Linked DNA regions of Mus musculus: regions 2 and 3 are each linked to region 1. A link is a loop called in an ENCODE intact Hi-C map of the cell type or tissue named here. Cell type or tissue: heart. All regions are shown on one strand.

Region 1 (8,000 bases):
TGCTGTCCATACGTCCCTTTCCCTTTTAGACGCCTCCCTTACATGAGCACACCTCCCCTCAGGACCATCTTGTCCTCGGTTGCAAGTCCCTTTATGCCCAGGAGTAGCCACATCAACATGACTGCTTGTCAGCAGTCTTGTCCCATATACGATGCTCTCAGGGATGGCAATGTATTCTCCTGTCATTCAGTCAATTTCAGGGCATCCTTACACTCACATGGTGGATGCTACTCACCGTGGGATGCTCTCCGTGACACTCCAACATGGCTTAGCCATTTCGGTTGAATGTCTTACTATCTACAGCAACAGTCATGCCACCACCATGGTAGCAAGAAGGCACACCATCATGTTGAGCTTGTTCAGGACGGTCACGTTCAATTACACAAATACTCCAACCTCAGTTGCATACTTTGCTACCTAGAACAGGGCCATGCAATAACCCTTCCCAAGTTGGTCTCTGTTTTGTTATGCTCTGCATTTTGGTGCAGTGATGGTGTCTTAGTGTGCTTTCTGTTGATCTGATAAACCCTTCTGACCTTTGGGCCAAAGCATCTCAGAAAAGAAAGAGTTAATTTGCTTTACACCTCCATACCACAGTCCATCATTGAGGGAAATCAAGGTGGGAACTCGTGCAGGATGCTGGAGGCAGGAGCTGATGCAGAGGACATGGAGGAATGCTGATTACTGGCTTGCTCCTCATGGCTTGCTCTGCTTGCTTTCTTATATAACCCAGGATCACCAGCCCAGAATAACACTAGCCTCAGTGCTCTGGGCTCTCAGCCCTCCCACAACAATCCTTTATCAAGAAAACGCACCATAGACTTACCAGAGGCCAATCTGATGGAGGTGTTTTCTTAACTGAGAATCCTGATTCCCAAATAACTTCAGCTTAGTCAAGTTGAAAAAAAAAATCCACTACAGATGGCTAGTTTTAAATACCAGCTTGTCAGAACCTAGACTCACTAGGGTTTTTGTTGAATAATCCCAGGGCTTGTGGGCGTGGCGTTATCCTCAATGCCTCAGCTCAAAATTCCTTTTTTAAAAAGTACATTTTAGAATTAAGTAACCACAGGATATATGAGGATCCAAAAGTCTTAGTTTTACATAAACGACATTAGTGTGTGTATGTGTGTGTGTGTCTGTGGTCACGCATGTTCCACAGCACACATGTGGAGGTCAGAAGACAACTTTGTGGAGTCAGGTTGTCAGGGTTGCGTGGCAGGGGCTTTTTCCCACTGAGCCATCTTGCCCCTGATCTCCTGCTTAAATCTTTCCATCCACCTCCTCCTTCCTCCTGTCTCTTCATCCCTGTCCTGGCTTAAGCCTTTCCTTTCCCAGTATCCCCTGCTCTTCTGATTTCATATCTTGTGTGTTCTGCTCGTCCCTCCCTCTCCGGAGCTCTTTCTAGTTTCTTGTTCTCTATAGACACTTCAGAATTAAACAAATCTACGCATGCAAAGCTGGGATCTGCGTATGAAAGAGAACGGGTAGGTTCTGTCCTTCTGAGCCCCAGTTATCTCGGTAGTGATCTAGCTCCACCCACTTTCCTGGGAATAATTCCGATCATGCATCCCTGATTTTGAATTTCCTAGCTATTGAATGACCACAGATGTGCAAGCGGCTCTGTAGGATACAGACCCCTTTGGGTTCATGTCCAGGGATGACATACAGTCTTCTTTAGGTTTTATGAGAAATGTCCACACTCATCTTTATAATGGTCACACTAATTTACACACTCACCATCAGGGAAAGGACTCCCCTTCCCCCACATCCTCACCAGCATTTGTTAAAATACCTTTCAACACCTCTTCATGGCTAGAACGATGCTTTGTATCTTCTGCTCCGCCCGAGAACTTGAATTTTAAGGATTTTATTTAGTTATAAACTATTATTTATTTATCTACATAATTTTATGTGTATGGGTGTTTTGCCTGCATGCATGTTTGCACACCATGTGTATGATGGTAACTGGGGAGGCCAGAAAAGGGGAGTAGATTCTCCTGGAACTGGGGTTTCAGATGCTTGTGAACTACCATTCAACCTAAATTCTCTGGAAGAGTATAAATAAATAAATAAATAAATAAATAAAATGCTAATAAGTAAAAAGTATAAAAATAGCATTAAATATGTTAAAGGATGCCAATAGTGTAGATGAAAAAACTGAGTTCTAACTTTCATCCAAGTTCCCCTAAAAGACCACCAACATGCTTAGGGGTAATAAAGAATGATATACTGTATATAACATGTGTTATGAATAAAAGTAATTTTCTTCCATATTTAAAACTATAATGAGGAGTTATATTACATTTGTTTGTTTGTTTGTTTGTTTGAGACAAGGTATCTCTGTGACCAGGCTCTGTAGACCAGGCTGGCCATGAACTCAGAGATCTACCTGCCTCTGCCTCCTAAGTGCTGGGATTAAAACCGTGTACCACCACCACCATGCTAAAATAAGTTTTAAACCAGACTCTGCTATTTTTTCTTTTTCTCCTCCACTGTTGGAGACTGAACCCAGAACTTACTCATCATTTTTTATTTCATGGCAGTTTTTCCGTGTGTTTTTTGTGTGTTTGGGTGTGTGTGTGTGTGTGTGTGTGTGTGTGCATGGACAGACGGGAGGGGGGCAACTGGAGTGGGGGAAATGGAGGGTAGTGGTGGGGGTTGTGGGAGATAAAGCTTGTCCTTACAACGAATGGACATCTGGGGTGAGAATGGCCAGGATGCTAGCTAGCATGGGGCTTGGAAATGTGTAATGGGTGCTTGTGAATAGGCACTGAAGGGGCCGGGAAGCCAATATGGACTTGGATATGCTGACAGCTGTCACAGGTATAAACCAATGAAGAGCCACATTTCTTCTGCCAGAGGCAAGGGAAATGACTCCTTTTGGTGGGAGCCTATTTCATAAATTCCCAAGGAAGGTTGGCTTTAATCTAACCATCAGAAATCCTTCTTGGTTTCTGAAGTCCAGTTTGCACTGAGCCTAGTCTCAATGTTGGACCAAGTCTGTGGGGCCTGCCCTTTTAGAGGGAAATGGGGTACCCTTTGGACCCTTCAGGTAATTAAACTCACATTGTCAGGCTTAGAAACAAATTCCTTTACCCTCTCACTTTTTAGTGTTCTTTCTAGGGTAAAAGCACAAACAAACAGACCCTTGGTTCCCTGGGTTACAACATCCTGCCCCAGAAAGTTCAGGCATAAGTGGAATGTCCAAAGAGGAGATCCTTTGGCCACCAGGGGGCAGCATACAGGCACGATTGCCTAAGAAATAAACTTCAAAAGCAAGGAAAAAGAAGGCGGCTTATTTGGGAAAACAAACAAACAAACAAACAAACAAACAAATATTGGGCATTTAATGTGTCAAATACATTAGGATTACTTTAACATTTTGCTTCCAAATTTACTAATAGGTTAGCTTTTTCCTTTTGAACACACAGTTTTTCATCTTTTTTCTAACCTACATTTCTGCTATTAGTCATATTTGTTTCTTTCTTTTTCTCCCTTCCTTCCTTCCTTCCTTCCTTCCTTCCTTTCTTTCTTTCTTTCTTTCTTTCTTTCTTTCTTTCTTTCTTTCTTTCTTTCTTTCTTTCTTTCTTTCTTTCCCTCCCTCCTGTTTCTTTCCTCTCCCTCCCTCCCTCCCTCCCTCCTTCCCTCCCCTCTCCCTCCCTCCCTCCCTCCCTCCCTCCCTTCCTTCCTTCCTTCCTTCCTTCCTTCCTTCCTTCCTTCCTTCCTTCCTTGTCTTTCTAATGTTAACCTTGGCTGGCCTGGAGATCAGCATGAAGAGCAGGTGGGCCTTGAACCTGTAGAGATCCATTTTCTTTCCCTCCTAAGTGCTTGGAGTAAGGGTTGTTCCCTACCACACTTGATAGTCTCACTTTTGGGTGGATGACAGTTCACAGAGGTTCTGATTACTGTCACCATTAGCCATTCTTTCTGTAGACACTCCGGTTTTCTGTGCCTTCTCTTCCTTCCTTCAGAGCACACATCCTTGACACGTTCTTCATCCAGATTTATATGAATCTTTAGAGATTCATTTTCATCCTTTAGCTCTCGTGTTGAGAACTTTTATCTGCACAATTATACAACATATGACCTTTTGATGGAAATTCTGAATTCTTCAGTGACATTTTTGATGTGCCGACTAAATAAATGCACCATAAGTCAATGATGCCCTCTTTTACTCTTTTATTAGTTTTCGTTGTCTGTAAATTCTGACTACTTGATTGGTTTCTACAAGCCAAAAAAATATATAGTACTTTATAGTACAAGTGCTCTCGAAGTAGTACCCAGAGCGAGAATAAAAGTAAAGGTGTTAGTATCGTCAGTTCTCTGGTTCTCTTATCTGTATTATGTGTGGATGTGTGCGTGTGCGCGTGTGCGCATGAGAGCAGGGGCCCTCAGAGTCTACAGGCATCAGATCTCTCTGAAGCTGGAGTTACAGGTGCTTGTGGAGCTGCCCAACATGGGTGCTGGCAACTAAACTCAGGTCCTTTGGAAGAACTGTGGGCGTGTAGTCTAGGCTCCGCCCCACAGTTACCTGGCAACAGCTGCGTGTGCCTGGCTCATTATAAAAGGGGCTGCTCTTTCTTGCTCTGTCCTCTTGCTCCTGCTCGCCCCCCCCCCCCATTACCCTCTCCACTCTCTCCCCACGTGCTCATGGCCCGCCTCTACTCCTTTCTCTCTCTCTCTGCCTTTCTCTAACTCTACTTCCTCAACTCCCTTCCCCATTGCCCTGAATAAACTCTATTCTATACTATAACGCCCTTGTCGTGTGGCTAGTCCCTCACGGGGAAGGGATGGCTCAGCATGGGCCCGCAGAGGCACCCCACCGCACAGCCACCAAACACATTTCTTCTTGCCTTATCTTTTTATAAAACACAAGTACAATATATCCACTGTTATCTCTCCACATTATATCACGTGATATCTGTTGCTAAATCAGAACACAAGATGCAGTTTGCCTCAACAGTGTGTGTGTGTATGAATATGTGCGGTGTATGTGTATGTATGTGTGCTGTTGCACGTGTCTAGAGGACATTGGGTGGTCTGCTTTGCCACACTCCACCATATAGACCTCTGTGAGACAGGGTCTTTCACTGAGCCCGGAGCTAGGTGAGGCCAGCAAGACCGGCAGCCTCAGTTTTCCATCCGATAAAGTGTTGGTCAGGTCCAACATTTTAAGTGGATTTTGGGGCCTAGAACTGACACCCTCATCCTTGTGTGGCAAGTCTGTCTTTTTTTTTTTTTTTCTCGAGGCAGGGTTTCTCTATGTACCCCTGGCTGTCACTTGAATTCAGAGATCCCATTTGAATTCTACCCTCCCAAGCGCTGGGATTAAAGGCCTGCGCAGCGCCCCGTTAAGCCACCTAGTTATAAACTTTTCTCAGAGTTTAAATCTCATGGCGATGGAGTCAAAGCTAAAGGAAAAACTTCAAGAGTGTACGTCCTGTGCTTGAGGAAAACGAAGCTGGGTGTGGGTATTTATAAAACCACGCGAAGTAATAATGGGAAAGGAAGGGGACGGGAAGGTGCCGGACTGAAACCTGCTATTTCGTCACAGGACCGGGCAAGCGCCCAGCCTGTCCTTTGTTCCCTTTGTCAAAGTATCCCCTCTTGCCAGGAAGAGACCCAGTCTCGACCGAAGGTGGGGAAGGTGTTCCGACAAGCTAGCGTCCTGACTCTCACTTTTCCTGGGTTTCCTTTACTTAGCTTTCGGTAACTTACCGCAGCAGAAGTCCAGATGCAAATTTAGGGTTTCTCTTTTAAGTAGAACTGTGGCTTAGAACCGCAGGGGCCATTGTGCTGACTGTCAGTGCCACTGCAGAAAAATAGGAAATCCCACAGTGAGAAAACAAAAGGCGCTAAGGGAAGCAATCGGTTTTGGTGCAAACTGGAATGCAGAAGAGAAGAGCCCACCGGCGATTAGAGCGCCTACCTAGTTGTCTTCTCCCAAGGGTCGTCTACTAAGGAAATATTTTTTAAAACTAGAGAAAAATTGATAAGCATGAGATGGCCATTTAACCCTTATATTTAAGAAAAAGTCTAAAACCAATCCGAATAACCAAGGACAGGACTGTTTTCAAATGATGGAATTTTATTTACCCATCATTTAAATGCAAATTAATATATACGTTGTAAATTTAATTATAAAAAGATACACAGTAGAAAAAGTGTTGGGCAGAAATATGACAGTAGTATAAGTACTTTATTTGTTTTGACATATGTTCTCAAGTAATCCAGGTTGGCCTCAAACTTATTTCTGTTTATGTAAAACAACGTCTACCCCCAATCAATGCTATTTGTAATATCAAAATAGTTTTCACTTACACCAAGATAGTTGACCTTTCAAGAGGTTTTTTAGATTTCTTTTTCTTTCAGGTATTCATACTGCAGATGGTTGTGCGCCACCTTGTGGGTACTGGGAATCAAACAGAGGCCCCTCTGCGAGAGTCATAAGTGCCCTTAACCGCTGAGTCATCTTTCTAGCACAGGAAAATAGACTTTTATTAGGAAGTGAAGACCCGCCTTCAGTGTTCAGTCGATGTCTGACTACAGCACCAGATCCCAGCGTTTTGGAGATGCCAGTACCATGGGATGACCACCGAGAACAGCAGCAGCAGTGGAGGGGAGCTATCCAAAGCCTAGGAGACGGGCTGCGTGAGCTGCAGAGGGTGGATCCAGAGAAGTGGCCCAAGCCCTGGAGGAGCCCAGAAGATCTTGAGTGACTCCCAGACACTGGACACTGCAGTTACACAGTTGAAGTTTGGTTTTGCTCCGTTCAAATTGTGACTGTGCCCTGTCCCTTCCTGCTAAGTTTCAAATCAGGGCCAAGGCTGAGGCGCCTATTTAACATATCAAAGCATATCTGGCCTCCAGGTCCTTTCAGCATCCTTCAGTCCCTACTGGGTACGGATGTGGATGCCATGCCATGCTAGTTTGATACTGGCTAGTTTGATATCAACTTGACACAAGCTAGAGTCGTCAGTTAGGAGGGAGCCTCTGTTGAGAAAATGCCTTCAAAAGATCAGTCTGGAGGGCATTGTCTTATTTAGTGATTGATGGGGGAGGGCCCAGCCCATTGTGGATGGTGTTATCCCTGGGCTGATGGTCCTAAGTCCTATTAGAAAGCTGTCTGGGAAGGAAGCCAGCACCCCTCCACGGCCTCTGCATCAGCTCCAGCCCTGCCCTCCAGGTTCCTGCCCTGTGGGAGTTACTGGCCTGACTTTCTTCAGTGATTGACTACCGATGTGCAGGTGTAAGCCAAATACACCCTTTCCTCCCCAACTAGTTTTTAGTCACGGTGTTTCATTGCAGCAACTGAAATCCTAAGGCACAGGGTCTCCCTATGTTGTCTTGGCTGGCCTACAGTTTTCTGTACAGACCAAGCTGCGCTTGAACTCCCAGAGGTCCACCTGAATCTGCCCAGAGTGCTGGGATGAGAGGCGTGCACCACCATTCACTTTTCTATGTCCATCAGAAAATACATAACAGTATGTGTGCACATGTGTGTCACAGTGCGTGTTTGGAGGTCAGAGCACGGACTGGGCTGTGGGCTCTAGCCGTTCACCTTGTTTGAGACAGGCCCTCTTGTTGACCTAGGAGCTCCAGAATTGCAGATGTGAGCCTGTGGGCTTCACATGGACTCTAGGGATCCAAACTCAGGGCCTCACTAGGGGTTCACCCACTGAGCCGGCTCCCGACTTCTCTATTTAAATTTTAATAGTCTCATATGACACTGGAATGTTCCCTCAGACTACATGACAGTTTTATAGGAAGCTGGAGAACGGCCCTTTCCTTCCTCCAAGGGAGACCAGTGGTTCTCAACATGTGAGTCCTGACCCCTGAGTGGGTCAAATGACCCCCTCCTAGGGGTTGCCCAAGACCACTGGAAAACACGGATATTTACAACTAATAATAGTAGCAAAGACATGGTTATGAAGTAACAATGAAGTACTGTATGGCTGGAGGTCACCACAGCATGAGGAACTGTGTTAAAGGGTTAG
Region 2 (8,000 bases), 160 kb after region 1:
GCTGTCCCTGCTGTGTCTTACCCTATATTGAAATGACACTGGACTTAATTCCCGGAAACTGTTATCTCCTTCATAAATAGACCGTAAAGCTTCTAGCTCCATCTGGAAAAAGAAATCAGCGGATTTTGTTAAATGGCATGCGTGGATTAGAAAGACTTTAACTTCTCATTCAAACCCACATTGTATAGTTGATGTAAAATGTAGCCCCAAAACAAGAATATATGTGCGCATACCACCACAGTACAATCACATTAACAACAGGTACCTTAAGGGTAGGTGTTGGGAGCTGGGCGGTGGTGGCGCACGCCTTTAATCCCAGCACTTGGGAGGCAGAGGCAGGCGGATTTCTGAGTTCGAGGCCAGCCTGGTTTACAAAGTGAGTTCCAGAGAAACCCTGATCGAAAAACCAAAAAAAAAAAAAAAAAAAAAAAAAGGGTAGGTGTTGAGTGCTACTAACGAGTTTCACATTGTATCAGCTCACTTAATTCTCGAATAGACCCCGTGAAGAGCACATTACCATATTCCTTCTCTATACTGTAGAGGAAAGATTTAGGTTAAAGCAACTTGAAAATACTTGGAAATGAGAACTAGGAAGCACAACAATTTCCCACTTGAAAAGGAACATCAATTATACCGGTAATCATTTCCATAAAGTAATACAATGCTTATGTAGTACAGCTCAGTCCCAAGAAAGAATATCAGAAAGAAAATTGACAGGATCTATTCAAGATGATCGAGAGACTAGAAGAGAAGATGCTAATTAGTAACCCCTGCCCAGGCTTTGTTCTCAGAACACTGTGGTCCCACAAATGAGAAATCTCCATCACTGTGCGTGAGAGCTGAGTCTGGGAGAAACAAAGACAAGAGTATCTGTTTTAGTTTTCAAAAAGATTGACGTCATTAACTCTGCAGACTAAAGAGGGTGACCTTGATTTATTCTCCATGTACAATTTTCAGATTAGATCATAAAGAAACAGGGCAGGCGAGCTTAGAATCCTTAGGACTCTGCAAGCATTACATCACGATATAGCTCAACAATCCTTCTCAGCGGAACTCTGTACTTTAGAGAAGGTCGGCGGACTCAGTCTCTTTAGATCCCAGCAAGGATCCCTTTCCAGGACAGATCAGCACAAAAACAATGCAGAACAGCAACAACAAAGAAAAACACAGACATTCAAACTGGACTCGAGAATGTCACTTTGGCCATAATCTCTTTCCATATTCTAATTAATAACTTGGGCAGGAACAAAAAGAGATGACAGGTTGTTAAAATGGATGGATGGTAATCTGATAAGAAAATATAAGTCAAGCCGATGAAAGAATTAGGACAGCCCCCTCCAAAGTTCTTTTAAACCAAGTTATGATAATATTTAACAGGGTAAATATTAACATTATCACATTAGATATTGCATTTAACACCTAAATATATAAGTAGAGGATGTGGGATGAACTACTTTGTAGAAAGCACTAAGTGGATGTGGACAGACAGTAAATCAGAAGACAGTGTGATGCAACGGTTTCAGCAGAGGCAAATGGAGGGGATTCTGTCCTTATACTCAGTTCAGGACAGCACAGGAACTAAGATACATGAACAAAAGTGAACTGGAAACATATGATGTGTTTTTAGTTGTTTTGTTTTATTTTTCAAAGGCAGTATCTTCAAAACCGGGCAGGAAACTATCTTCAAAGATCCAGACACCTATCATGAGGAAGAATAAAACTTCGCTGCTGAAATCAAAGATTCCTGGACTCTACCACAGAAATTCTGACTCGTTAGGTCTGAGGTGGAGTCAGCAACCAGTGGTGATGGTGGCCCGGCAGTCAAATCCATTAAGTGTTACATTGTGCTTTGCTCGGAGAAAGAACTATTTTCAAACTGACACAGAATAATTTTATTGGTTGGGGCTGGAGAGATGGCTCAGGGGTTAAGAACGGAGAGACCTGGTTCAATTTCTAGCACTTATATGGTGGTTCCCAGCTGTCTAGAACACCAGTTCGGGTATCCAACATCCTCTTCCAGCCTCTTTGGGTACCAGACACCCGAGTGGTACACATACATATATGTAGGCAAAACACTCATATATGTTAAAAAAAAAAACTATTTTAAAAATTGTATTTATTTATGGGATACAATGCAGTTCTTTGGTAAGTGTCCCTGTTACAACTATCACCCCAAGTTTTCAACCACTTATTTGTCAATGAATCATTCGAAGCTCTTCTAGCTATTATGAAATGCACAGGGTACTGTAAAACGAGTCATTCACTGTGTAAAATGACATTAGACTTTCCTCTTCTCCATTTATGTCTGTAACCACTCACTAGTAGTCTCTAACCCTTCCTCTCTAGTCTCCCTCACCTGGATTTATTAATGCTTTGGATTCATTGAACTGGTAAGAATATTTTAGCAGGATATTCAGATACCAATTACCTTGTGAATGTGGGGTTCCTGTATGGAGTATTTGTAGTCTAGATTCTATTAACACCCACATTGTCAAATGTTAATTTTTAAGCAACATATTCAAAACAAACAACAAATTACTATGTATCTACTACTACACAAGGAGTCTACTGCTACATAAGATTTGTCTTCTTTGTTTGAGAAGGCATTTTTGGAACACCAGGCTAGTCTCAAACTCTGACATCAGCCTGCCTCTGCCACCCTAACACTGGGATTAAAGGCGTACACCACTACCGCCAGGTGGGATTTATCTTCTAATCCTTACTCTACCACGTTCACCAAGCTAGGGTGCTCTTTTTCCTTTTTCATCTGGACACATTACAGAGTTGGAAAGTTCAATGACAGGTGATTTATAGGACCTATTCCTTCCGACTTTGATATTTTGCAAAGCAAACAAACCACCACCACCAATAACAACAACAACAAAAACCAAAACACAAACTACAAAATTCTGATTGACATGAGGATGCTCAAAAATATTGTATATCCCTCAACAACAGACTGAGGAGTGACTTCACTGAGCATTATGGACAGAAACCGAAACACCAGGGTCATTCATTTTTCTGTAGAGATTTTACTTACTCGATCGACCCTTTCCACGAGACCACAAGTTTTCAAATTTAAAGGCGTTCAGATTTGAAGACAGAATAACTCGACACACAAGCGCTAAGCCACACAAGGGATTTAAGGACGGCCAAGTGCTCTAGGGTCGTGGACCAAGGACACTCATCTTACCAAGGAAATCTAGGAAGACCTAAATACAAAAATGACAAATGAGGGAAGCGGGAGGCTGAGTCTCACGTAACCCATTCGTGCTTGCTGGCCATAAGGTTGCCCAGTGCTATCTGGCAGGGGAACCACCAACGTGGGACATCCGGACAGGCGAAGAAGGTTCTCAGAGCAAAGGACACGTGCGAAGTCTGGGTGCTCCACGTCGTGACCTGCGCCGGGACAGGGGTGTCTAGTCCTGGGTTCTCACCTCTTGGTCCTCGTTGGCACCCATCGTGCCGGGCGCACGGCGTTCGCTACCGCGATGAACGGGCGGGCAGCGGGCGGGAGGCCGGGGCACCCCGTTTCCGCGCCTCGGTCTAGAGAAATCCTCCTCGCAGCCGTGGGTACGACCTCGTGCGCTCCAGATCCTCGGCAGCACCAAGCCACCGGCAGTCGATTGTGGGCCGGGAACCCAGGATCGCGTTATGTGTGATCGGGAACCGGGATCACGTTAAGGGACACCTAGACCTCTGACCAGTTACTGATGGGCGGTACCGAGGAAGCCCCGCCCCTTCTCACGATCGCGTCTCCTATTGGCTCCTTCTCTTTCCGCCCCCAACTCTTTCTCCTCTAGGAAATGGAACACCTTCCTAACAAGGAAACCCGTTCTATTCCAGGACTGGTGTGGAGTGCTGTCACTCAAGCCCAGGAAGTGCTTCCTGTGCCAGCGGAGGCGGGGAAAAGGAAGTGTCGCCTTCTGTCGCCCGGTCTGCGGCTGGGGCTGTTGCTTGTCGGTGGCCGCATTCCTAGACGCCCCTGCCTGGCTCTCTTGCCTCTTTCGGGGCTGACGGCGACTCGCCGCAGCTGCAGCGGGTCCAGGGCGTGCGGCCAGGGTGAGTTGGGCCCAGAGACCTTCCAGGCCAGGCTATCCCGGCTGGCTTGGTGGCCTGCGTTTCCCCTTGGCGTCCACCGATGCAATCTTGGCGTTTCTCCTTCCCCTGCAAAGAATTATTGCCAGAGAGGTGGGAGTGGTGGAGGAAAATAATGTCAGTTTCTAGGACTTTGAGGTTATTCTCCTTGCCCAGTGGCAGCTACTAGAGCCTAATGCTGAGATCCTAGGGACAGCCCTTTGGTTCTTCATTTGAGCGTTTTGCAATCGGATGTCTCTGAATCCTTGCTTGTTAGCCGGTGACTTGCATCCCAAACCACCTGTTTATTGATAGCCGTCTTCTTTAGTAGATACTCTGATTGGGTTAGCTTGTTTCTCTTCTATGATAGATTGCACTGACGAGGTGATCTGGTGCTGAGGACTTAACTTTGTACTTCTCCATGTTCCCTCTCTGTCAATGGTTTGCTTGGTTTCTCCATTATTTTCCGGGAAATCAGGAAGCGATTTCTTTCCTGTGTGTCACTGAAATCTATTCAGTCAACACTTGTCCTGTTCCGTTCCTTTTTAAATTTTCCTACAGCATAGTCAGGACCATTGCAAGTGTCCAAGCTTGTAAGGTAGAATAAAGCCGGGATTGCTGGTGTAGTTTTCATGACGTTGTTGGAAAAGATTTACACTGTCAGCTGTGAGAGCCAGTAACTAAGGGAAGGCTAGAGAGCACTTGAAATCTGCTAGTTTAACGGAGGGTGTGCAGTTCCTATAAAATACGCACAGGCTTGAAGACAATGCACAAATAGGTTTTTACAAGTTCATCGATAACTTATAATGATGTTTGGAAAATATTGTTGGCTAAAATAGAATATATCTAAAATCCCACATCTTTCTTTTTCTTTTGGGGGGGAGTTGGGAGGCTGTCTTTGATATCTCCATAGCCCTGGCTGGCCTGAAACTGCCCCCTGCCTCTGCCTCTCCAATGATGGGTTTTCAGGAGTGCTTTCTGAGCCAACTTCTCTTTTCCCTTCTAACATAACTGCTGGAAATTTTGACTTTTTTTTTCTTTGATTCATGCTGTATACCTCTCAGGTGGTGCTAATTTTAAAACTTTGCAAGTTTATTCTACTTCCCCTTATAGCCGGTCAATATTCAAGGGCCACAGCTATTTCTTTGGAGCCTCTAAGATCAAGGGAAAAGGCCCTTTCACATTCTCATCTAGACTGTTTGGTTTTAGGCAGATATGGTAGCCATATTATATTTTGACCACTTCTATTTTGCTCTTCATCTTACTCCCCAGAAGCTGTGGATTTCTTTGCCCTCATAGCACAACCCTCCCCAAAGGTCTTTTGAAGCAGTTCTGCAAGCTTATGGTGTAGATACATCATTTCTGGCAAGCTTTCCAACTCATGTTGCACTATCCATTGTTCCTTTAGCGTTTGAGTGTGAGGTAGCTAATTAGTAAAGGTGATTAGCGTTTCAGGTAGAAATAATCCACATTTTAGGGACCAGGTGGCATTTACACTAAAAGTTTCCCAGAGATTACCTTGTGGTGTGTATAATGTGATGATGGCGATCACTGTTTAAAAAAGCAGGTGATAAATCCTGTCAGAAATAAGGAACTGTTTTAAATAGATAGTGACCCTTTTGATTGGAATAAGCACCTTTTTTGTACAGTCATTTTGTAAAGTTAATGCATACCTGCGTTTATTGTAGACTTAACGAAAGGACACAATACCAACATGCCCTAGGGATTTCCATTCATTACTGGTGTCTCTCTTAGACATTTTCCTTTACCTATTATGTCATCCTATATTATGAAAATCAAAAAAGCAGCTATTAAATAATTCACACTTTATATGAATTATATTCTAAGTATTGAGAAATTAGATAATTGTAATTCCAAAGAAATCAGAGAAAGTTAGATTTTTATATATATATATATATATATGTAAGTCAATAGCTTTTTAACTTTTATTGACTGTGGTTGATAACGGGGCACGTATATGACTTGAATATTTTTAATAAGATTTTTGAGACAGAGTCTTACTTTACTGTTTTACACCAGCCTGTCTTGGACACTTGGTCCTCCTGTATCAGCCTCCTGCACTCTGGGATTTCAGCATGTGCCAGCATACCAGGCTGGAACTACTTTAATTTCCTCACTTACCGGCTTTCTTAGTCTGTTCATTCCACACTTTGATATACATTTTGAAAGATTACTGGAAATAGAGAATTTATCTGAAAACTGAGTACAACCTTTTCTGTGAAATTGAAATTGTGCAATTAGTAATTTTAATAAATCTGACTTAGTAATTAAAGTTTTCACGTTGCTCTTTTCTATTTGCTTGACTGTGTATATACAAAGCCTTTTGTCTTTTTGCAGTGTTTATAATTAGGTAGTGATGTTGGTTTTTAAAATTAATTATGCCTATCTTGGCATTTGTGTTTCAGATTTTTCCTTGACGCCCTCAGCATGAGCCCCACACAGTGGGACTTCCCTGTGGAGTTATGTTGCCGGCCGATGGCTTTTGTTACACTCACTGGCCTTGATGTTGTCTATAATGCTGTCCATCGAGCAGTCTGGGATGCTTTCTGTGCCAATCGGAGAGCTGACCGGGTACCAATTTCTTTCAAGGTGCTCCCAGGTGACCATGAATATCCAAAATGTAGATCAAAGGTAATGACATAAGATCACTTGCATTCATTCACAGCCCTGTCCTCTTCCTCCTACCAATCCTATCCCAATTATGTGTGCTATAAAACCCCTGGGTTTATCAGGGTAAAGGTCATGGTTGTGCCTAAGGAAAAACGGGTATTTTCATACACTATGGAATATATGCATATGCTTAATAACGCCTAATTTTAACCTCAAGCTGATTAATTGCAATGGTTTCTATACTATGAACGTACATCTTTTTCTTTTTAAAAAATAAATTTATTGGGCTGGAGAGATGGCTCAGTGGTTAAGAGCACTGACTGCTCTTCCAGAGGTCCTGAGTTCAATTCCCAGCAACCACACGATGGCTCAAAACCATCCGTAATGGAATTCAATACACTCTCCTGGTGTGTCTGAAGACAGCTACAGTGTACTCCCATACATAGACTAAATCTTTAAAAAAATTAATTTAGAGAGAGAGAGAGATTGTGTGTGTGTGTGTGTGTGTGTAGGTCTGATAACAACTTGTAGTGTTAGTTTTCTTCCAGTTTTGAGCTCAGGAACTCCCAGGCTTTGCAGAAAGTGTCCGTTCTACCTCCCCATCCCACTTTCCTTTTCATTGACCCCCAGCCCCACGTCTCCATAGTTTAGTAATCTTCTTAAAAGGAAGATGTGGGGCTACCCGTTCCTCATTGCTGGCATCGTGTGGAATCCATGGCCTTTACACTTGGGTTCAGCTTCCCCCATTTTTAAACCATTTTTATTTTATCCACAGGGAAGGTGAATTGCTGTCAGGACAGTACGTAAACAAATGAAGGCATAGTGGATTTTAGTTCACTTTATTATTTTACAGGGACAGAAATGGGAGTGGGGAAGGGTAGGAGCAGGCCTGGAAAATGGCTGAATACTTTGACAGGAGCTGAGAGCCTTGGCATTGTTGGGACTTTGTTTGCTTTTTGCTCTGGACATTCTTCCTCTCATGGGAAGTGTAGTGTTTGTGGGGTTGAGGTTCCACTCTGACACCTTTTATTAATTTCTGATGGGCTGACTTTCTCCTCTTGGGAGTGGGCAGTGTGCACACTGGCTGAGGCCCACACCTGTGGAGTGCCTGGCACTCTGGAGGCAGCCTCAGCTTCTTTTCTGACCAGCTAACTGTTTCTGTCACGGTTGGCAGAGAACGTCGTACGAGTGGTACATCCCTAAAGGGGTCTTAAAGACGGGCTGGATGAATAAGCACCTGAACCTGGTGCCGGCGCTGGTGGTCGTGTTCTATGAGCTGGACTGGGACGAGC
Region 3 (8,000 bases), 140 kb after region 1:
GAGTCTGGAGAGGACTTCCCGGAGCACAGGCAACAGCCGGGACAAAGGCCACATGACAGGGTCACAGGGAATGGGGTCACAGACATGGGCCACAGAATCATCTGCCTGGAATGGGAAGGAGATAAGAAGGGACACCGCAGAAAGGTCTCAAAGTAACTTGATGGCTGACTTTCAGACACAGTCCTGGAAGGCCTGAAATTCTTTCTTTACAATAGGGTGGCCTTGAACTCACATAGATCCGCCAGCCTCTGATCCCAGTGCTGAGACTAAAGACACGCCAGACCATGTATGACTTTTACTAAAGCGATATTTTCAAACCTAGACAGGAGAGAGTAAACTGGACACGCAGGGACAACTGAGCAGATGCCACTGGCCAGCCCGTGGCAGGAGCTAGGCTTTTCTTTTAGCAGATGGACAGACATCCCTATATTCCAGACTCCATAGCTTCTCCGTTATCCTGGGGGATTTTAATGAAAACAACTCACATTTGTCAATTTAAAAGTTAATTTTTGAGCTGCCTCTGGAGGGCATTTGTCAAGTGAAATGGAAAACGGATGAAGCATAGACGTCCAGGAAAGGATTCTGAGGACACACGGCAGTTAAGGGATGTGGGGGAGCTGTGTGCATCCACTCCAGGAGTCTCGGGGTGAATCTCACCAGGCAACAGGGGTTAACAGGGTTTAACAGGGATTCATGATGTTTCCTAAGGGAGGCTGGCCACAGGCAACCTTTGGTCTTCTTAAACAACCAACCAAACCAAACAAAACAAAAAACAAAACAACAACAACAACAACAACACACCACAGGCCCTCCAGCTTCACCTTGCAGTGTGAGCAGATTCCTCAGAACTGGAGCTCCGGGTGGTTGTGAGCTGTCTGATGGAGTGTTGGGAAATAATCCCCCATCCTCTGCAAGAGCAGTAAGCATTCCTAATTGCTGAGCCATGCCTTTGCCCCGAAGCCCTTCCTCCAGATGTTTCTGACCTTTAGTATCCATCATATTATTTAAAAAGATTTATTTGTGGGCTGGAGAGATGGCTCAGCGGTTAAGTGCACTGGCTGCTCTCCTAGAGGCCCTGAGTTCAATTCCCAGCAACCACATGGTGGCTCACAACCATCTGTAATGGGATCTGATGCCCTCTTCTGTGTGTCTGAAGAGACAATATACTCACATGTATAAGATAAATAGTCTTTAAAAAAGGATTTGTTTGTTGTGTTTGAGTGTCTGAGTGTACCACATGTATGCAGGTGCCCACGGAGTCCAGAAGGTGGTGACAGAGCCCATGGGACGAGAGTTACAGGCTGCCCTGTGCTGGTGCTGGGAGCCCAACTCTGGTCCTCTGCAAAAGCTGCACATGGTTTTATTCATTGTCCTGCCTCCTCCTCCTCCTCCTCCTCCTCCTCCTCCTCCTCCTCCTCCTTCTCCTGCTCCTCTTGCTCCTCCTCCTCCTCCTGCTACTTCTCCTCCTCCTCTTCCTCCTCTTTTTGGTCACATTGGATTTCACACAGGATGTTTTAAATCTATGTGCTGTGGACACAGCTCAGTGGTAGGGCAAATGTCTAGCATGCATAAGGCCCTAGGCTCAATTTCCAGCAATAATATAATAATAATAATAAGCTTTTATTTTGTCTCTCTCTTTCTCTTGGACATTTTCCTACTTCTCTAAGATAACATTTCTTGTATTAACAAAAGGAGAAAGGACGGCCTAGAGAATGCTGCTTAGAAGTCACAGTCAGAGCCTCAGCAGGCTAAACCCCAACAGCACTCTGGATCACTTCCTAAGTCACAGAGACCTGGACTCACAATTGGAAAAACCAGCAGGGTGGGGCCACTTCCTGACTGTTTCAACTCGGCCCTCCTCAGCCCATTAGAACACTTTATCGTAGAATCTAGATTCATGCAGGAGACTCAGCAAGTGGAACCCGTGGGAAAACAGGACGTATTTTTTGACTTTTGGTCCTCGTCTATTAGAGATGAGAACAAGGAAAAGAATGTGCCTTTACCGGAGATGTCCCCTGGACTCTTCCTATCTGCCATGATCCTCGCTTGAACATTTCGTCATCATGTGTACAAAGCCACTCTTACGCCTGGTGTTAATGGTTTTCCTTACTTGATCATCAGCAATAAAATCCTCAGCGCTCCACAGGCAAATTATGTTTTTACATTTTTGAGTCTTCACAGACCGTGGCTTCTAGATTCTCATTTTCACCTCCGATTCCTAGTAAGTTTGACATCATGACTCGGTACCCAAACCAGCACAGAAACCCAAGCGAGCTCTCACAAAGAAGAAAGCACCCCCACAAAAGTTAGGGGGCATGCTGGTATTCTCTGCTCGGTTCTAGTTCTGTCTCATTAAAAACAAAGTGCTAGCAAAGACCGCCCATTCTTTCTTCATGAATGGACCATAAATTGCAGTTTGAAAAACACTCTGGATTGTGGCAAAACACTGAATTCTGAAACACAGCCTTGCCAGACTGTCATTCCCGCTGCTTTTACTTTGTAGAAATTCTATGCTAAAAAGAAGGGAGTCTGTCAGTAGCAGGAGTTTTAAACTTCCTATTTTTTATTTTTATTTTTCTATTGGTTATTTTATTTATTGACATTTCATTATCCTCCTGCCCAGTTTCGCCTCCACAAACTCCCCTCTCCCCCGGCTTCTATGAGGGTGCCCCACCACCCGCCCACGCACTCCTGCCTCAGCGCCCTAGCATTCCCCTATACTGGGGAATTGAGCCTTCAAAGGACCAAGGATCTCTCCTCCCATTGATGCCCAATAAGGCTATCCTCTGCTACATATGTGGTTGAAGCCATGGGTCCCTCCATGAGTACTCTTTGGTTGGTGGTTTAGTCCCTGAGAGCTTTGGAAAAACTTTCTATTTTTAAACAGGCTCTCTGTTGCCCACACTCACCTCAAATCCTCCACAGTCGTGTGCCCGCCCCGCCCCCCTTCCTCAAACACACAAGGCATGAGCCACCACACACAGTTTATTGTTTTTCTGACTACATCATCCTCTGGAAAGACTGCCATGCTTGCGTATTTGTCTTAAGAAATAAAGTGTAGGGGCTGGTGAGATGGCTCAGTGGTTAAGAATACCAACTGCTCTTCCAGACATCCTGAGTTCAAATCCCAGTAACCACATGGTGGCTCACAACCATCCCTAAGGAAATCTGATGCCCTCTTCTGGAGTGTCTGAAGACAGCTACAGTGTACTTACATTAAATAAATGAATGAATGGATGAATGAATAAAAAAATAAATATTAAAAACAGAAGAAGAAATAAAGTGTAGGTTTGGGCATATCTGTAGTCCCCAGCAGAAATTGGGGCTAGATTTATCTAGTTAATCTGACCTGTTGCGGCCAGTGGAGAAATGCTATGGGATGGATGAAGTTTTAATGCTGAAATCTAAAAGGAAAAAAGAAAAATCTAAACTAGAGGTTTAGCATTACTTTCACTCTACAGGGTGTTGGTCTGGCCTGACTTCTCTTCCCTGCACACTAACTTTAGTGACTGCTTTCCGGTGACAAGTTCTGTATGGGGCATTCCTGCTTGCTGATTTTTAAGTTTCTTGGAATGTATGCAATTCCCTTATTTTAAAATACTTAGGAGTGGAGCTGGAGAGATGGCTCTGCAGTTAAGGGCACTGGCTGTTCTTCCAAAGGACCTTGGTTCAATTCCCAGCACCCACGAGATGGCTCACAACTGTCTGCAATTCCAGTTTCAAGAGATCTGACGCCCTCACACAGCCATACATGGAGGCAGAACACTAACATACATCAAATAAAAATAGTAAGTTATTTTTAAAAAGTACTTAGGGTATGCGAATGTCACTATATCCTGGTGGCTCTTACTCAAGTTTTTCTTGTCAGGTTCTTACAGGACGGTGTGAGACTGCCCATGGTACCTGAGGCTAAGCAGACATTCCATGTGCTACAAGGATCTATTTGGAGAAGTGTGTTGAATGTGGTTGTTCTAGAGTAGATTTGTGTTCATTTTTATCACGTACCTACATACCTTTGTAATTTGGGTACCACTTAATCTCTCTCTCTTTTTTCCAAGAGCCCTGGCTGTCATGGAACTCACTCTGTAGACCAGGCTGGCCTCGAACTCAGAAATCCGCCTGCCTCTGCCTCCCGAGTGCTGGGATTAAAGGCGTGTGCCACCACTGTCTGGCTAATATATTTTTTAAAATAGTATTTTATTAATTTTTGTGTGTGGTGGGGTATCACAGAGCATGTGGCAATCAGAGGAATCAGTTCTCTTTCTATTGTTTGAGTCCCAGAGATTGAACAAAAATTGAGACTTGCCTGCAAGCACCTTTATCTGCTGAGCCCTTTAGCCAGCCCCTGTACCATCTTAAACTAAAACCATAGTTTGAGGTTTTTGTCAAAGTTTGTTTTGTATTTTTCATACTGCCTCAGTTACCTTGACATCATAATGACAAACACCCGACAAAACTTAAGAAGACATTCTGGTTCATGATTCAGGGGATGGTCTCATGGCGGGAAGGCACAGGGGTGACAGCAATGAGCGCACATACTCATTTCAGTGGAAATGACGCAGAGAGCTTGGGGTGGGGTCTGGTCGCCTGCCCACAGAGAATCCACAGTTCCAGCCTTGCTTATTGCCTTGACCTAGGCTGGTTCCTCTTTCCAAAAGTTCCACAATCTTTCTGAACAGCGCCACCAGCTGGGAAACATGTGTTCCAACACATGAGCCTGTCGGGAGTCATTTCATACTCAAGGGATAACCATTATTAGGGGGCAGGATTTGGGCTGAAATCCTGCAGGGAGAATTTTGGGATTTTGGATTCTTTAAAAGACAGAAATATTTAAGTATGTGTTTTTGTTTCAATGCTAGGTGTGGGACATAGGGCGGCTTCAGAGTGTCCACAGCAGGTGACTATGATTTGCCTCATGCTCTGCAGGGGCGTGTTTTGCCAGCTGCAGATAGATAGTTACTGTGATTGTGTGATGTTTGTAATTCTGGGAACTTTTCAGAAGGGTATATAAATGCTACAACCCTGATAGGTGGGTTGTTGGTTGCTGTTGGTCATGGTTTGTCAAGTAGTGGCGTGCAAAGAAGAAAGAAGAAATTAGATATCCTGACAACTCGAAGCCCCCAATAAGTAGGAAGCGGTTTAACCATTACATTGCTTCCTCTCCTTTCTTTCCCCTATCTACTGTTAGGGGGTTGAAAGGGTGGAGAAGGGTGGAAGAAAGAAGAACCCACAAAATATTAAAAGACCAGTTACAAAATTCAAGTGTGTATTAACTCTTGGATACAGTGTGTACTGGCAGTGTATGTGTTTGTGTATAGCTAGCTCTCCATCAGAACCAGAGTTCAAGGCAGGCCCTCTTACTCAGGGCCTTTGCTGGAGAATGGGTCTGAGCCAGTAAGTGTGCAGACAGGTCTGGGTATAACTTCTAGTTCTAGGCTGACCAGAAGCTCAAACTGTTTTTAACTTCCACATTGAAATTTCCATCTTCTTATTTCTCCTTACTTTCTCTTGAGCTTTTTTTTTTTTTAATATTCTTCGAATATGACACTTTGAATGGTTCCAGCAGGAGCACACATGTCACACCATAAGATAATTTTACTGCAGATTTAAAAAGTTATTCTTTCTGAAGTGATTTGAAACAAAACATATAGAAAAAAATCACTATAATTCAGTCTTTATTGCTTATTAGTCATGTCATCTCATACAATTTTAAGTAAACAGACTTTGAGAAAATATAGTGGGAGCATTATCAGGTCAGCATTATTTCTGATGCAAGTGTTCAAGTGTTTATAAGGTAAAAAGGGATACCATTGCCACCGTCTGCCCCAGAGATCTATACATTTCATAGAAAAAGAGTAAAAATAGTTCATTGGCATTTAACTAGCATTATTCTTTGCAATCTAAGAATCACAGTAACTTTTACCAGAGAAATGACCTTTAGAACAGAACAAAATACTTTTTTTCTATTACAGGATGTTTCTTTAAAAAAAAAAAATCTAACAAATCAAGATGACAATAAAAACTGCACAAACGGAAGCTTGAAAAGAAAAGTTGTTATAGTCTAGGCATCTCCAATATTCATCTAGAAAACGAGACAAAAGCAAACTCTTCACTGTGACTACACTTACTTTACAGCTCACACAGTTTAACCAGAGCCAGGGGTAACTTTGTGAAATCCACAGATCTATCTGCTCTTATGCTAAGGTAACTTCTCTAAAAGTTGATTGTTCTTTAAAACCTGATATAATCTACACAGTATAGCTTGGTGTTCTAACAACGTGGAATCACACACAATCACTGTAATACACACACACACATACACACACCCCAATACCTCTCCTAATAAAACTACAGCAAGTTTCCTTTCCTAATGATTTTAAAAACCAAGCATGTATAACAATAGTTCAACATGACAAAGAGTGGATATATATTATTGAACAGACACCAAGATTAGGAAACACATTTGGATACTTGAAAAGACACTATTAAAAAAACAAAACAAACAAAAAAAAACCTACCAAAAACCAAAACCCCCACAAAGCCCAAGCACTGCCCCCAGATTCGAAGTGTGTTTAACGCCGACTCCCCTGAAAGACCTATTACCAAACAACAACAAAACATCACGATGGCAAATATTAGGAATTTATTAAAACCACTGTCTCCAACGGTACAAAAATTAAATATTAAGGCATCTTATACTCTCATCCTGACCTATGCAGCAAAGAGAATTATCTTAAATAAGAGCTAGCACTTATTCAAATGCTTTTCTAACGTATTTGGCAAATTTGTTGTTTTTGTTTTGTTCGGTGTACGGTCATGCATGCAAGTGTACCTGGTATTTGTATGTGTGTGCAAACGGGTGTATGCACATGTGCTTGCCTGTTGAGGCCAGAGATTTATGTTCTACATCTTCCTCTATTGCTCTCTACCTGAACCAGGTGCTCAGTGACTCAGCCAGACTGTCAGGGCAGCAAGCTGGGGAATCCTCCTGTCTCTGCCTCCCCAGCTCTGCGTCTCAGGTCATGCCCCGCTTTTTATGTGGCTGTTGGGGATCTGAACTCAGGACCTCAGGCTTGCACAGCAAACCTTTACTGACTGAGCCACTTCTCCGGCCCCTCACTTTTCTTCTTATATTCTTTTATTATTCACATAACTGAAAGCATTCATGATCACACACCGGCATCCAGTCCGAGAGAAAAGCATAAACAGTTATCAATTTATTAAGGAGAAGCAGTTTCCTGCTGAAAATGAAGAGGAACTACACAGAGAATCATATAAAGCCCAACTCCAGTACTCAGATACTCTGAAGCAACTTACGCTTTGTTATCTAAGTAAAAGGAGGTGACGCTCATCATTACGGGTCGTTCGAGGAATGCCAGAGACTCAGCACTGGGCTCTTCTGAACTGAGAGTTCAAACACGGCTTTGTTGGCCTTTAAAAATGATCACATCGCTTGGCCCAGATGGTTAAGTTACCACTGACTTCCCTCTGTGGAGCCATCCACCGGCCATGATGCTCAGGAGCTTCAGAAAGTACTCTGAACAAGTTACACTTTGACCTTTTATTAAGGCAAGTTTGTGAAAATAATTTACTACAGCCAAACCTCGTCATTGACTTTCCACTTGTGTGTTTTTCAAGACACTCACAAAAGAACATGTCCTGTAAAAAGCCACTCAGTAACAGAGAAAAAAGTAAGGAGAGATGCTGAACCAGGCCGCTTTTCAAAGGCTGCTCTTGCTTGGGCGGCAGGTGCTTGCTACTCATCATCTTTAGAGCCAGTTTTGCTTAACTGATAAAAAAAAAAAAAAGACACAAGTATTAAGTGGAGACATCTGCAGTATTTAAGTCATTGTTTCTAATGAGAATCAAAATTCAACAAATAACGGAAATAGAGTTCAAGTCAGGGAGCTTAGATGATAACTAACCTATGTAACCACTTCCAACCCCAGGTGAAATCATTTCCACCAGGTATGAAAACAACCGCAAAGGCCGGTTCCGCA

What was found. Hi-C counts contacts between places; a loop is a spot of excess contacts. Peaks named below come from ENCODE experiments on the same cell type or tissue, not always from the same donor. Only the 100,000 strongest peaks of a DNase experiment are listed, where the experiment ranks them.
Region 2: a loop joins it to region 1, with 9 times the contacts of the local background. A loop is called at or near these places in 15 of 42 quality-filtered maps.
Region 3: it touches region 1 in a loop (5-fold over the local background); 17 of 42 quality-filtered maps call a loop at or near these places.

Annotation. Positions count from the first base shown.
Region 1 is chr8:47,688,555-47,696,554 of GRCm38, reverse strand. Gm31692 (a long non-coding RNA gene) reads left to right here and starts at 1,159. Exons shown (of 6, transcript XR_003947547.1): 1 at 1,159-1,487; 2 at 6,376-8,000. Gm31638 (a long non-coding RNA gene) reads right to left here. Exons shown (of 3, transcript XR_378945.3): 2 at 5,722-5,815. In heart, CTCF peaks have their summits at 3,231 (motif pointing right) and 6,400 (motif pointing left); a DNase peak (open chromatin) is centred at 5,584; H3K4me3 peaks cover 900 bases; H3K27ac peaks cover 720 bases.
Region 2 is chr8:47,529,381-47,537,380 of GRCm38, reverse strand. Trappc11 (trafficking protein particle complex 11) reads left to right here and starts at 3,911. Exons shown (of 30, transcript NM_177240.3): 1 at 3,911-4,062; 2 at 6,504-6,729; 3 at 7,883-8,000. The coding sequence starts at 6,526. It overlaps Rwdd4a (RWD domain containing 4A), which reads right to left and starts at 3,736. Exons shown (of 8, transcript NM_203507.3): 1 at 3,438-3,736; 2 at 22-102. The coding sequence starts at 3,461. In heart, a CTCF peak has its summit at 4,096; a DNase peak (open chromatin) is centred at 3,830; H3K4me3 peaks cover 2,903 bases; H3K27ac peaks cover 1,795 bases.
Region 3 is chr8:47,550,484-47,558,483 of GRCm38, reverse strand. Rwdd4a (RWD domain containing 4A) reads right to left here. Exons shown (of 8, transcript NM_203507.3): 8 at 5,647-7,789. The coding sequence ends at 7,757. Among named protein-coding and RNA genes, the nearest start is that of Rwdd4a, 21 kb to the right of the region's middle. In heart, a CTCF peak has its summit at 4,686 (motif pointing left); a DNase peak (open chromatin) is centred at 1,833; H3K27ac peaks cover 229 bases.